2 separate regions of the Homo sapiens genome follow, and region 2 is linked to region 1. Evidence: read pairs that join two places in POLR2A ChIA-PET (ENCODE). Cell type or tissue: K562. All regions are shown on one strand. Links, peaks and the distances in the headings refer to the core of each region. The heading gives the core; the rest is flanking DNA. Region 1 has its middle 3.4 kb from the start of BRF1. Region 2 has its middle 56 kb from the start of MIR4539.

Evidence for each region. ChIA-PET counts read pairs that join two places held together with the same protein. Peaks named below come from ENCODE experiments on the same cell type or tissue, not always from the same donor. Only the 100,000 strongest peaks of a DNase experiment are listed, where the experiment ranks them.
Region 2: POLR2A ChIA-PET joins it to region 1 with 7 read pairs; 1 of 35 experiments calls an interaction of 5 or more read pairs at or near these places.

Annotation. Positions count from the first base shown.
Region 1 is chr14:105,302,959-105,305,766 of GRCh38, reverse strand. It overlaps a transcript of BRF1 not described here, the pseudogene LOC124903409 and a transcript of PACS2 not described here. Among named protein-coding and RNA genes, the nearest start is that of BRF1, 3.4 kb to the right of the region's middle. In K562, for the core only: no CTCF peak of the experiment used is centred there; a DNase peak (open chromatin) is centred at 1,606.
Region 2 is chr14:105,800,102-105,802,909 of GRCh38, reverse strand. It overlaps IGH. Among named protein-coding and RNA genes, the nearest start is that of MIR4539, 56 kb to the left of the region's middle. RefSeq lists a silencer at 1,425-1,625. In K562, for the core only: no CTCF peak of the experiment used is centred there; a DNase peak (open chromatin) is centred at 1,539.

The DNA of each region.
Region 1 (2,808 bases), core at 183-2,682:
TGTCAGTCAGTCCTAAATGTTTCCAAGCTTCCTGGGGCGCTTGCAGCATGGGGCACCTAACCGGTCCCCAGGGCAGTTCTCCGCATTCTCCCTCTAACCTGGCTCCATTCTTTATGCCTTCACATCACGTGGGGAGCGTTACTCCCTGCCTCAGTTGGTTCACACTGCAATGGCAAACCACCACAGTCCAAGTGGCTTATAAACCACTATTCATTTCACAGGACGGTGCTGGCAGATGCCGTGTCTGGTGAGGGCCACTTCCTGGTTCATAGACAGTGCCCTCTTCCTGCATCCTCACATGGGGGAAGCAGCAGACAAGCTCCCTCCAGCCACGTTTTTTCTTTTTTCTTGTTTCTTTTTTCTTTGAGACAGGTTCTCAATCTGTCGCCCAGGCTGGAGTGGAGTGGTGTGATCTCAGCTCACTGCAGCCTCAACTTTCTGGGCTCAAGCAATCCTCCTACCTCAGCCTCCCAAGTAGCTGGGACTACAGACACATGCTACCACAACCGGCTAAGTTTTTGTAGTTTTTGTAGAGTCAGGGTTTTGCCATGTTGCTTAGGCTGGTCTCAAACTCCTGGACTCAAGCAATCCTCCCTCCTCAGCCTCCCAAAGTGCTGAGATCACAGATGTGAGCCACTGTGCCCAGCCAGCCACTTTTCTGAGGGCATTAATCCCGCTCATGAGGGAAGCAGCCCTCATGACCTCATCTCCCAAAGGCCCCACCTCTCTAAAACCATCGCCTTGGGGCAAGGACGTCAACATATGGACTTTGGGGGAACACACATGATATGATTTGGCTCTGTGTACCCACCCAGATCTCATCTTGAATTCCCACATATTGTGGAGGGACCTGGTGGGAGGGAATTGAATCATGGGGGCAGGTCTTTCCCGTGCTGTTCTTGTGATTGCGAATAAGTCTCACGAGATCTGACGGTTTTATAAGAGGGAGTTTCCCTGCAGAAGCTCTCTCTCTCCCTGCTGCCATCCACGTAAGACGTGACTTGCTCCTCCTTGCCTTCCTCCATGATTGTGAGGCCTCTGCAGCCACGTGGAACTACAGGTCCAATAAACCTCTTTTGTTTGTTAATCGCCCAGTCTCACGTATGTCTTTATCAGCAGTGTGAAAACAGACTGATACAATGCACATTCAGACCATAGCACCCCTCCTCTGCAGCCCATCTGAGCAAAGGCTTAGTTCTGGCAGCACGCACCTTGGGCCATTGCCCAGTAGAGCCTCACCCTTTTTTATATTTTATTTTATTTTATTTTATTTATTGTGAGATGGAGTTTCACTCTTGTCGTCCAGGCTGAAGTGCAATGACGCCATCTCGCCTCACCACAACTCCCGCCTCCCAGGTTCAAGCAATTCTCCTGCCTCAGCCTCCCGAGTAGCTGGAACTACAGGCGCCCACCATCACACCTGCTAATTTTTGTATTTTTTGGAAAGATGGGTTTCACCATGTTGGCCAGGACGGTCTTGATCTCTTGACCTCGTGATCTGCCCTCCTCAGCCTCCCAAAGTGCTGGGATTACAGTCCTGAGCCACCGAGCCTGGCTGAAACCACACCCTTTAAACCTCTTACCGTTGTGGGTGTGGTCTTCCCCACCCTCTGCTCCTCTGGCCAATCCTGTCCTGTACAGCCTGACTGTCCTGTACTGCCTGACTGTCCTGCACCGCTGTGGCCTGGGAGGCATGCTGCCCCTTGCACCTGCAGGCACCTCACAGGCTTTGGTGAGGGAGCACACGAAATAACCCCTCTAGTCTGTCAGGTGAGAGCAAGGATCCAGTGGCCACATGGCCTCAGATTGGATTCTGGCTTTGTTACCTACTGGCTATGAGATTTGGGGCTGTCACCCCTCACATCCTCAAGGGCTCCCTCCATAAAATGGAGACAACAGTGTCTGCAAGCTAGTGTTGCCATAAGGATGAAATGTCATCATGGACAGAGAGCATTTTGCATAGAGATCAATAATACATATTTGAAAAATCCCCAACATTTAGAAACAAAACAATACACTTCCTAATAACCCTTGGATCCGGGAGGAAATTAAGAGTGGAGACAATCTTGAGCTGAATGAAAATGAAAACACAGCACATTGAAATGTGCAGGATTCAGCTAAAGTGGTAATTACAGGGAGAATTATAGCAATAAAATGCCTATTTATAAAGGAAAAGAGATCTTAAATCAATGATTTCATCTTTCACCTTAAAAAACTAGGAAAAGGCCAGGCGCGATGGCTCACGCCCATAGTCCCAGCACTTTGGGAGGGCGAGACAGGTGGATCACGAGGTCAGGAGATCAAGACCATCCTGGCTAACACAGTGAAACCCTGTCTCTACTAAAAATACAAAAAATTAGCCAGGCATGGTGGTGGGCACCTGTAGTCCCAGCTACTTGGGAGGCTGAGGCAGGAGAATGGCATGAACCCGGGAGGTGGAGGTTACAGTGAGCCAAGATCGCACCACTGCATTCCAGCCTGGGTGACAGAGCGAGACTCCACCTCAAAAAACAAAACAAAACAAAAACTAGAAAAAGGGGCCGGGTGCATTGGCTCACGTGTAGAATCTCAACACTTTGGGAGACCAAGACAGGTGGATCACTTGAGGTCAGGAGTTTGGGACCAGCCTAGCCAACATGGTGAAACCCCATCTCTACTAAAAATACAAAAATTAGCTGGGCGTGGTGGCACATGCCTGTAATTCCAGCTACTTGGGAGGCTGAAGTGACAGAATCACTTGAACCTGGGAGGTGGAAGTTGCAGTGAGCTGAGATGGCACCACTGAACTCCAGCCTGGGTGTTCTCTAT
Region 2 (2,808 bases), core at 235-2,734, 500 kb before region 1:
AATTACATAAGGAGCACATCCCCCAACACTGTAACACTTTCTATCTATGTCCCATTATCATAATGCCAGGAGAAGTTATTTACAAAGGGTTATTTACAAAAGTGCAAGTGAGATGTAAGAGAACCACTAGGGATAGTGCAGTAAGCCAGGTTAGGTAACAGGAGGGCTGTTGCTGCCCACAAAACCAAATCTCAAGGTGTTTTAGACAAGACACAAACTGTAAAAGACTTATTGGTAAATTTAACTATACAAAAATTAAAAAGTCATGTCCATCAAAAGATAAAGAAAGTGAAAGACAAGTCACAACCCGGGAAAATACATATGCAACACCTAAACTTAACAAAGGAATATTATCAAAAATGTGTAAACTCCTACAAATAAAGAAGAAAAGGATAAATATCCCAATAGAAAATAAAGGCCAACAGCTTAGGCAACATGGCAAAACCCCATCTCTACAAAAAATACAAAAATTAGCTGGGCATGGTGGCACACACCTATAGTCCTAGCTACTTGGGAAGCTGAGGTGGGAGGATCGCTTGACCCCAGGAGGTCGAGGCTGCAGTCAGCCATGATTGTGCCACTGCACTCCAGCCTGGGAGACAGAGTCAGACCCTGTCTCAATCAATCAACCAATCAATCAAGTAAAATAAAGACCAAAAGACACGAACAGGTATTTCAGAGAATAAAAAAAATACATAAGGCCAATAAACAGTTTAGAAGGTGTCAGCTTCACTAGCAATCAGAAAAAAAGTCAAATCAAGAGAAGAATATTCAAGAAATCATGTTAGCAAAATGATGTTGGCAAAAATTAAGAAGTTGAACCATAATCATTAAGACATAGATTCACAGCCTCCAAGTACGAATGATCCTCCGACCTCAGCCCCCCAAGTAACTGGGACTACAGGTGCATGCCAACATGCCCAGCTAATTTTTTTTCTTTTTTGTTTTTTTCATTTATTTGTAGAGACTGGGTTTTGCCATGTTGCCCAGGCTAGTCTCGAACTCCTGTGCTCAAGCAATCCGCCCATCTTGGCCTCCCAAAGTGCTGGGATTACAGGCGTAAGCCACCCCACCGGGCCCAGAATGCTTTCTTAATCTAAAAACTCCCCTAAGTAGCCAGGCGCAGTGGCTCACGCCTGTAATCCCAGCACTTTGGGAGGCCAAGGCGGGTGGATCACGAGGTCAAGAGATGGAGACCATCCTGGCAAACATGGCGAAACCCCGTCTCTACTAAAAATACAAAAATTAGCTGGGCATGGTGGCGCGTGCCTGTATTCCCAGCTACTCAGGAGACTGAGGCAGGAGAACTGCTTGAACCCAGGAAGCAGAGGTTGCAGTGAGCCGAGATCACACCACTGCACTCCAGCCTGGGCGACAGAGCGAGACTCCGTCTCAAAACAAAAACAAAAACCAAACTCCCCTAAGTAGGGCTATTTTCCTGTCCCTGATGCCACCTTGACAACATAAGTCAACCACTGTTCCACATTTGTCTTTTAGGAACGCCCCAGGACTGTCGGCTGCTGTCCATGGTGCTGCCTTGGTCAGACACGTGGTGTCCAAGCTGCTGTCCGTGGTTCTGCTTTCATTTTTCTGTGTAGCATAATGATTTTTTTGTTTATTTCTTTGTTTAATTAATTGATTTTCTCTTTTTAGAACAGCGCTAGGTTTGCAAACAAATTGAACAAAAAGTCCATAGACTTTTTACATACCCAGCGCCTCTCTATACATATACAGTGTCACCTACTGTCATTGTGCATCTGTATGGCACATTTGTTACAAATGATGAGTCGATATTGATACATTATCATTAACTGAAATCCGTAGTTTACCTTAGGGTTCACTACTTGTGTTGTATAGTTCATGAGTTTTGACAAATGTGCAATGTCACGTATCCACCATGGCAGTGTTATGCAGAATAGTATCCCCTATATTTCACTATTCATTCCTCACCCCTCACCCCAAACCCTGGCAACTGCTGATCTTTCTACTCTCTCTGTAGTTTTGCCTTTCCAAATATATAGTTTGGAAACGTACATTATTTAGCCTTCTCCAACTGGCTGCTTTCACTTAGCAATATGTATTTAAGATTCCTCCATGCGTTCTGTGGTTTAATAGTTTTTTGTTTTTGTTTTTTGTTTTTGATAGGGTCTTCCTCTGTCACCCAGGCTGGAGTGCAGTGGTGCAATCATATTTCACTATAGCTTCAGCCTCCCAGGCTCAAGCGATCCTCTTGCCTTAGCCTCCAACACAGCTGGGATTACAGGCACCACCATCATGCTCATTTTTTAATTTTTCATAGAGATGGTATCTGGCTATATTGCCCAGGCTGATCTAGAACTCTTGGGCTCAAGTGATCCTCCTGTCTCAACCTCCCAAAGTGCTGGGATCACAGTGTGAGCCACCATGCCTGCCCTTGATAGCTCACTTTTTATTGCTGAATAATATTCCACTGTCCGGATGTACCACGGTTAACTGAACCATTCACCTGTGAATGGTATCTTAGTTACTTCCAAGTTTGGCAATTGCGAGGAAAGCTGCTATAAAAGCTCACGTGCAGATTTTTGTGTGGACATAAGTTTTCAACTCATTTGAATAAATACCTAGGAGTGTGATTGTATGGTAAGATAAGATTTAGCTTTTAAAACTGTCAAACTGTCTTCCAAAGTGGCTGCACCATTTGTATTCCCACCAGCAATGAAAGAGAGTTCTTTATGCCTCACATCCTCCACAGCATTTGGCGTTGAGAGCTTTTTGTTTCATTTGTTTTCTTTGGGATTTTCTCCATTCTAGTAGCTGGTCGTGGTAGCT